Linked DNA regions of Mus musculus: region 1 is linked to region 2. Evidence: chromatin contacts called from ENCODE POLR2A ChIA-PET data. All regions are on one chromosome and are shown on one strand. The core of a region is the stretch at or near the end of the contact, and the rest is flanking DNA. Distances in the headings are between cores, read along the strand shown.

Region 1 (4,351 bases), core at 1,274-3,773, 110 kb after region 2:
CCACATGGTGGCTTACCGTCGTCAGTCTATAATGCCAGTTCCAGGAGATGTGGCACCTTCCTCTGGCCTCTGTGGGTGCCAGGCACATACACCTCACACTTAACGTGCACACAGGCAAAACACTTACACACATAAGATAAATATAAATGAAACTTTTAAGAAGGTTATGTGCCCAAAGAAACCCACTGCCATTACTACATCATCCTTTCATTCATTTATTGATATGGCTTTTTGAGAGTCTTGTTATATAGTCCAGGCTGGTCTTGAACTTCTGATCCTCCTGCCCCAGCCTCCTGAGTGCTGGCATTTTAGGTGTACACCACCATGCCTGGTTAAGTCCTATTTATTTCAACTGAAGAAACAGAAATACACACACACACACACACACACACACACACACACACACACACACTTCTTAGACAACAGGGCTTGGACTTGAAGCTACATGGCTGGCTCTAGAACCCATGTTCTTAACTTGTATGGCCTTGCCAACCAATCTTGATGAACTAGCCACCTCACAGAGGGAGGGATGCTGCAGGTGCTGGGAGGAAACCTGCCTGTATCATGCATCACCTTGGGGGCTGAACAACACTTAGCATGTGGTATTCCAGGGTTGGAACGCGCCTTGGGGTTATCTTGCGCCTTGGGGTTATCTTGCTTGTTTTGTAGGTGGGGGAGGGGACAGTAGCATTTGTGGATCCCCCCCCCCCAGGTGGCACAGTTGAGGGAGTCAACAGCCTTCTCTGGTGCCATGTTCCCTCCAGGCTGCATCAGTGGGTCGATCATCCAGGCCACCAGTTTCTTGCCCTGCCATGCCCAGCCAGGCTGGAGCTGAACTGAACTCCTCTTGAACTCAGTCTAATTCTCCTCCCTCCCTGTCCTTCCCCCAGATTGATAAGTATCTGTATGCCATGCGGCTCTCTGATGAAATTCTGATAGATATCCTGACACGCTTCAAGAAAGAGATGAAGAATGGCCTCTCCCGGGATTATAACCCAACGGCCTCCGTCAAGATGCTGCCAACCTTTGTCCGGTCCATTCCGGACGGCTCAGGTGAGTCTCTGAGAGGTCTGGGAGGCTCCAGCTCTGTGAGCTGAATGCTCTGTGAAACCTGTCTTTCCAACAGATGAGCTCATGTGTTCATGTTACCCATTCACAATTCTAGCCATTGATCCAACTTCACCCTCTGTCCTTCTATCCACTCACCCACCCACCCATCCACCCATTTACCCACCCACTTACCCACCCATCCACCCACCCATTTACCCACTCACTCACTCACCCAACCACCCACCATTCCTCGTTCCCACATTGAGCCAGTTATCCCTCCCACCGTCCATAAATCAACCCATGTGTCGTATGCCTGCCGGACATCTACCATGCGCCAGGCGCCAATGACACCACACTGGACAATGCTGGCTTACCTACCCCCAGGATTATGTGACACTGGGAAAGTTCAGCATTTAGGGCTCTTCAGGTGCCGTGGGGGGTCATCATCTCTCCAGTAAAGCAAGGGTTTGTTCTGGGAGAATCCCAGGCACCAGGTCACATTTCCTGTGGCCAGGTGGGTCTTGGGCTCAGAGGTGGGACATTTCAAGTCCTCATTTGGACAAATTCCCTACACAATAAGTTAAGGTAGCCCCAAGAATTCCCCTTTTAATCTGCATTCTTGTGGCTCCTGCCTGCTTCAAGGAGTCGAAGGATTCCCCAAGGACTGGCAAAATTGCTTTCTGGGAAATTAGCAGCTGCGAGGTCCTGGCTTCATTTGCTCGCTGGCAGCCATTTTGCCCAGCCAATTCATAGTTAACTACTAGTTTGCAAAGGTGGATGCTGAAGCCACACCATCACTAGAATGGGGGCTCACCCACCCTATGCCATGAGGGGAGCTACATTCCAGGAAGTCAAGTTTCTTTTTTTGAGTTTACACCTATGGGTGTGGCCTACACACTTCCGAGATTTCTTTCCCCCCACTTTGGAGGCCTGGATTTTCAGTCTTGTCTAGCGGATTTTGAGAAGTAGTTCATGTGCCGATCCCAGCAAAGGGCAAGTGCTGGGCTTGCTGTGTGTGCAATCTGGCTGGAGCCGGAATAGTCCTGGCTATACCTGGCCTTGAGAATGTCCACAATGAGTCTTAGGATCGGTTACCACTTGGTGGCGTTGGGATTCACCGTCTGCACACTGGTGTCTCTGTCTCTGATGATGTCTTTGTTCAAGAATTGAACTGGATCCACTCAGGACCTTTTTGTCTGTTCAGGGGTTGGTTCAGCTTTTGAAGCGGTTCTGGCCGACCGAGTGACCCTGGCTGCTGTTTCCTGAGTGTGTTCCGGTGCCTGTGGCTGGGGATGGGAGCCCCTTGTGTTCACTCTCAGTTTTTCTCAGCCCTGGATTGACCCACAAGCAGGCAAAGAATCTGTCCCGTGTCTGAGCTGAGGTCAGCCGGTGACTTTGGCCCGCTGAGTCGGGAGGGAGTTGGGAGTGGCGAGTGAGCTGGGCTTGGGAACTTGGAAGGTGACCCGTGAGCCTGTGTAACCAGGAAGGAGGAGCTGGGAGTGAGAGGAAGAAGTTCTTTCTGAACTGTGTCTCCCACCAGTGCCCTCCTAGTACCCTTAGTACCCCTCCCCCGCTGTGGCCCCTCCCCCGCCTTTCCCACCATCCATTTCCAGGGTTTAGGGTCTCAGAGTGGGACAGTAGTAACCTGGACACTTTTTTCCCCCAGTTAAGCTTCCAGACCAGGCCCACACATTCAGGGAATACCCTGTTCTCTAGTTCCCTCTTGGAGACAGCTCCTCACTCCCCCCCTGCCCCCCCCCCCAGTACCAAAGCTCCTGGGCAGTTGAGCACAGAGGGACCTGTTTACTTCAGCACAGCCGCTTCCCCAGAATGCTTCCACATCTCATTTATCTGGAATCTCTTATTCTTAAAAAGCCCCTGAAACCTGGATTGTTTTGTGTAGCATGCCCGTCGCCCCTCCCCCCCCCCCCCCCGCTTCCTTTCAGTTATTCATAATCGGCCCTGCGGCATTTTTTTCTTCATTAATGTTTCATCAGATAATGGTGTGCCTCACAAGCAGTGGTATCTTAACCGTGATGAGTCACGGAGCTATGCACAGAGCTATGTACCCCGTATCGGGGTACAGTTGGGACACAGTCACAGGGTTTGAGGAATCCGAGGCAGCAGTCTGGGCCTTCAACCTCCTTCCCCCCAACCCCCTTCCTCTGGTGCTGATAGGATCAATACAGATCAGTATTAATAAGAAGAGTGAGGAAAGGAGAAGGTGAATCCATCCATCCATCCATCCATCCATCCATCCATCCATCCATCCATCTATCTATCTATCTATCTATCTATCTATCTATCTATCTGGAACTCACCTTCCTCTGCGCCCCCCCCCCCAAGTGCTGGGATTAAAGGTATGAAGTTTGTTTGTTTGTTTCCCGTATGTATGAATGTTTTGCCTGCATGTAATGTGTGTATGTGCTCCACGTACTTGGGTCCTGTGAAGTCAGAAGAGGGCATCAGATGCCCTGCAACTGGAGTTGTGGAGGGTTACGAATCTTCAGGTGGGTGCTGGAGACAGAACCTGGGTCCTCCACAAGAGCAGCCCCTGCCCTTGACCCCCGAGCCATCTCTCCGCCCCCCTTGGATGTTTTTAATGGAAAGTATTCCCCATGCAGTTTCTCTCCGCTGACTCTCATTCCTGAGGGGTCCCCCTGCCCCATTTAGTGCAAAAGGTATTGTAGGTCTTGGTTAGCCTGGGAGCTATGGGATGCTATACATTCTTGGATGTTTGTTTCCCTGTCATGGGTCACAGCAAGTTCTTTACAAAGGAGAAGCCACAGACAGTTTTCTGAAAACATACGGGCATACCATTATCTTTTTCCATTCGAAGCAGAAAGATTTATTTGAGTATATTCTTCCTTTCCTTTCCTTTCCTTTCCTTTCCTTTCCTTTCCTTTCCTTTCCTTTCCTTTCCTTTCCTTTCCTTTCCTCTCCTCTCCTCTCCTCTCCTCTCCTCTCCTCTCCTCTCCTCTCCTCTCCTCTCCTCTCCTCTCCTCTCCTCTCCTCTTCTTCTTCCTTCCTTCCTTCCTTCCTTCCTTCCTTCCTTCCTTCCTTCCTTCCTTCCTTCCTTCCTTTCTTTCTTTCTTTCTTTCTTTCTTTCTTTCTTTCTTTCTTTCTTTCTTTCTTTCATTTTTCCTTTTCTTTCCTTTTCTTTTCTTTCTTTCTTTCTTTCTTTATTTTTTTTTTTTTTTTTGAGACCTGTAGGCCTAGGAACTCCTATAAATCAGGGCTGGCCTTGAACTCACAGAGATCCACCCACCCTGCCTCGAGTGCTGGGGTTGAAGGTGAGGGC
Region 2 (4,130 bases), core at 569-3,068:
TTTTACAGTGTGTTTTCTTAGTGTTTGGAAGAGTGGAGTCAGGACTTTGTTTTTCAGGAAACCCCTTTCCCTGTTGGGGAGGGTCTACTGAAATGCTGTCTGTGCTTAACTTTCCAGCTTTGCTGAAACTTCAACCTCGCAGAGTCTTAGTAGTTACCAGATGAGCACTGGGTGGAAGGTGCGTTGGAGAGTTGGCCTTGAGTACTGGTCATGAGCTGGGCTCTGGAATCACATTTCTGGGGTTGCTTCCTGGCTGAAGCATTCACAACCGTGATTTTGAGGAAGACACTAAGCACTTCAGGGCCAGCTTCCTGATCTATAAGATGGGATGAATAAAGTCCCCATCCATGGCAGCGGCTGCTAATGACTTCACACCCAGACATTCTGGGCTAGCTGCTACAAAATGGTCTGTCTAGATACTCTGGATGCACATGACCTTTAATAGTCATTAAGCCTCAGGTTACTTAGCTAACTCACACCTGAAGGGGACATGCTCTCCTGTGCTTAGACAACACACAGTACGCCTTATAACACGAACAGCCTTTGCTGTCCTTTGCCTCAGTGAAATCCCATAGGCTGCCTGCCTGCCTGCCTCACTCCCAGGCTACTGGACACTGTAGAAGTCTTTGATTTTGGTTGTTTTCCTTCTGCCCACTCCTTGTCATAATCTCATATCCCATCCTGGAGTGGATGGCCTTGCTGGCCATCACTGAATTCACTAACCAGCCAGTGGCTGGGAGGACTGCAAAAGGTTGTGTTCCCATGTGGCAGATCCTTCTCATACCACGCATGGTGAGAGCAGAGGGCAAGAAACCAGGTGTCTCAATGGTAGTACATCCTTCCTGCGCAGCACTCCAGCAGGGCCTGGTGGCTTCCATTCTTAATGCCCCCACCTCCCAACACACACACACACACACACACACACACACACACAGAGAGAGAGAGAGAGAGAGAGCAGCCCCAAGCTACTAAAGGCTGTCTGGCTTACCACTGTGGAGTATTGATTACTTCTCATTAGCTTATCTGCCACAGTAGAGGAATTGTCTCAGCATTTTTTTTTTTTTTTGAATCTGCAGGACCAGGACACTGCTTAGCCTTAGTTAAGATGGTGCCTCAGAAGCCAGGCAGCAGTGGCACACAGCTTTAATCCCAGTACTCGGGAGGCAGAGGCAGGTGGATCTCTGAGTTCGAGGCCAGCCTGGTCCACAGCCAGAGCAGCCAGTTTTACACAGTACTCCTTATAACACGAACTCCCTCTCAACAGCAAAAGGAATTAAGGCACTGGGGCAGGGGTGGGGAGGGCAGCTCTAGAGTGCTTACCTAGCTTCTATGACGTCCTGGGTTCAAGCCCCAGCAGGAAAGGAAAAAGTATTTAAGAGACTTTATTGGAAAAGATACAGGGAGCCAATACCAGTGAAACCCATCTGGAAACAAAAAACAAAACCAAAGACGCTGCCTAGGATACCAGGAGTCTACAGTCCTGTTGCCTCGCTGAGAAGAGGAATTCTGGAACTGGGATTTAGTTCATAAATTGGCTCTGTTTTGCTCCCCCCACCCCACCCCCAACTTCTCACAAGCTTTTCCTTAGCTGAGTGGTCTTAGAGCACAGGCCTTAGTGTGTCACTTAGCAACAAGATTTTCTCGATGCTCAGTTCTCAAATAGTCAAGTGAGCCATCAATCCCCAGCCTTCCCCTCTGCTTACCTTCAGCTCCCACCAGAGCCTCCTGTTAGACAATCGAGTGTGTGGCGGAGGGAGGGACCAAAGACGGGCGAAGTTTAATCATTGAACCGAGCAGCTGGAAGTATTTAGCCCAAGCACCCACCTCCCCGCCCAAACTAGAGGCGTGCAGCACTCCGCAGACAGAGAGTGTACTGAAGACTCGGCGCTCTCGGGAACAACCGCACTTGGGAACATGTTTGCAGTACACTTGGTGGCGTTTTACTTCACCAAGCTGAAGGAGGACCAGATCAAGAAGGTAAGGACTCTGAAGCTGAGGTGTCTGGCCCAGTCTACGCTGACAGACCCAACAGACTCCCTCTCAACAGCAAAAGGAATTAAGGCACTGGGGCAGGGGTGGGGAGGGCAGCTCTAGAGTGCTTACCTAGCTTCTATAACGTCCTGGGTTCAAGCCCCAGCAGGAAAGGAAAAAGTATTTAAGAGACTTTATTGGAAAAGATACAGGGAGCCAATACCAGTGAATGTCTCAGGGAGGAAGAGGTAGTAAGTGTCCCACATTGCTCATTGTCCCTCGTCCCGGCTTTCAGTCAGAGCCTCTTGGCAAATATGGGAAATTGGAAGTCTTCAAAAAGTTCTAGGAACTTTGTGCCCAATTCAGGGCCATTTAGGGGCAAGGCCACGACGAAGGTGAGTCGTTTATAAAGAAAGAGATCTTTTTGTTTGTTTGTTTGGTTGGTTTTTCGAGACAGGGTTTCTTTGTATAGCCCTGGCTGTCCTGGAACTCACTTTGTAGACCAGGGTGGCCTCGAACTCAGAAATCTGCCTGCTTCTGCCTCCCAAGTGCTAAGATTAAAGGCGTGTGCCACCACGCCCGGCTAGAAAGAGAACTTTTAAAAGTGCATCCGATTATTCATGTGTTTGAAATCAAATGGAAATAAAGGCACCAAGAGAAAACCTGGGGTTTATTTTATGATTTTGACACAGGGTCTTATATGGCCCACTCTGGTCTGAGACTACAATCTCAGTCTCCCAAGTGCCTGGAATTACAACCTACTCGGCATGGCTGGCATGTACATTTTAACACAGTTGTAATTTTCAGCATGTCCTATTGTCCTATTAATAGGTCAGAGTTTTTTGGCTACTTTGCCCCAGCTACAAAATCAAGATGGGCTCTAGTTGACTGATGAGACCAGGATTATCTCCTGGCAGCTAAAATGAGTGCAGCCTGTGTCCCTGGTCACACTCACTGGCTGCTGACAGCTGCAAGGAGGAGGATGTAGCATCTCCATTGACAACAGGAGTCCTCTGGGCAACCAGACTCTGCCAAGGTCACCCGGGCACTAACAGTACACTGAAACTGGCAGATGCCTCCTCTAGCCTTCTAAATGCTTTTCAAACTTTGAAAGAAGAAGTATGGCCCCCTTGTAGCCCCTTCTTTGCTAGTGGGTAAACGCCGCCTGTCTGCAGTCCATGAGAGCCAGGGCAAGCCGGAGAGTAGAAACCCATTTGCTTTGACAGCTTTTCATTCTGTCATTTGTTGGACTAGATTCCCAGAACCCCCTCTGCTGACTGCTTGAGGGGTGTAAAGTCCTTTGCAGCCCTGTTTCAGAACTCATTGCTGTTTCTCCCAGCTGGGCGGAGAGGCCAGCCCTAAGGATAATCTTTGAGACTGAAACCTTTAGTTTGCAGTCACTTCATCCCCCCGACTCCGTACAGTGGCTCACCTTTTGTTCTAGCCTGGGATAAGGCTGGAGCATGTTTGTCCACCAGCCCAGGAACAGGTTCAAACAAGGCATTCCAGAGCCTCTGTCAATACCTGGGTTGAGTTCCTCCCCTCACGGTGAAAAGCAAGAAAGTCATGAATCCCCCAAGCCTAATCAAGGGCCCAGCAGGTCTCTTGGGCTTGTGAGTAGACTGGTTTGTAGCCAGTCTGACTCACAGCTTGGAGGACATTCCTCCACAGGCCAAAAACAGCTCGTCTAAAGGCAAAGTGTGTTGTCTGTGTGGTAATTCAGTGGTTCCTGTCCGACGGTTTACACGCTTCCTGCCCCTGGAGTTGTCAAGGTCCTGGGATGCTTGCCTTCCAAGATTATTCATTAGACCCTTGCACTGTGTTTGGAAATCTCAGAATGACAGGAAGTCAAAAAGAAGGCCACTGTCTGACATTCGTTTCCAGTTCAATATATTGATGTATTTGACCTATTGATAAAGCTGGGTTGCACCTGGTCATTGACTCTCAGAGATGGTTCATTCATAAGAACAAGGCAGACGGGGCCTTCAGTGTGTGTGTGTGTGTGTGTGTGTGTGTGTGTGTGTGTGTGTGTGTTCACAGTTTAGTATGTCAACATTGCAAAGTTATGTGTGTGTTTGTGTGTGTGTGTGTGTTCACAGTGTCAACATTGCAAAGTTATGGGGATGTTTACTTGAACACACCTTTAATTTCCCTCAAGT

Evidence for each region. ChIA-PET counts read pairs that join two places held with the same protein, here RNA polymerase II (POLR2A).
Region 1: POLR2A ChIA-PET joins it to region 2 with 14 read pairs in embryonic stem cell. The contact joins the enhancer-like site here to the promoter of Hkdc1 in region 2. POLR2A ChIA-PET finds 5 or more read pairs at or near these places in 2 of 5 experiments (Patski and embryonic stem cell).

What each region holds. Positions count from the first base shown.
Region 1 is chr10:62,312,088-62,316,438 of GRCm38, reverse strand. Hk1 (hexokinase 1) reads left to right here. Exons shown (of 18, transcript NM_001146100.1): 2 at 891-1,053. Among named protein-coding and RNA genes, the nearest start is that of Hk1os, 26 kb to the left of the region's middle. Within about 2 kb of position 2,523, at least 1 of the 3 ENCODE cell types and tissues checked has a DNase peak (open chromatin) inside an H3K27ac peak, as active enhancers do.
Region 2 is chr10:62,420,145-62,424,274 of GRCm38, reverse strand. It overlaps Hkdc1 (hexokinase domain containing 1), which reads left to right and starts at 1,818. Exons shown (of 18, transcript NM_145419.1): 1 at 1,818-1,977. The coding sequence starts at 1,915. It overlaps Gm30322 (a long non-coding RNA gene), which reads right to left and starts at 1,769. Exons shown (of 3, transcript XR_380484.3): 1 at 1,704-1,769.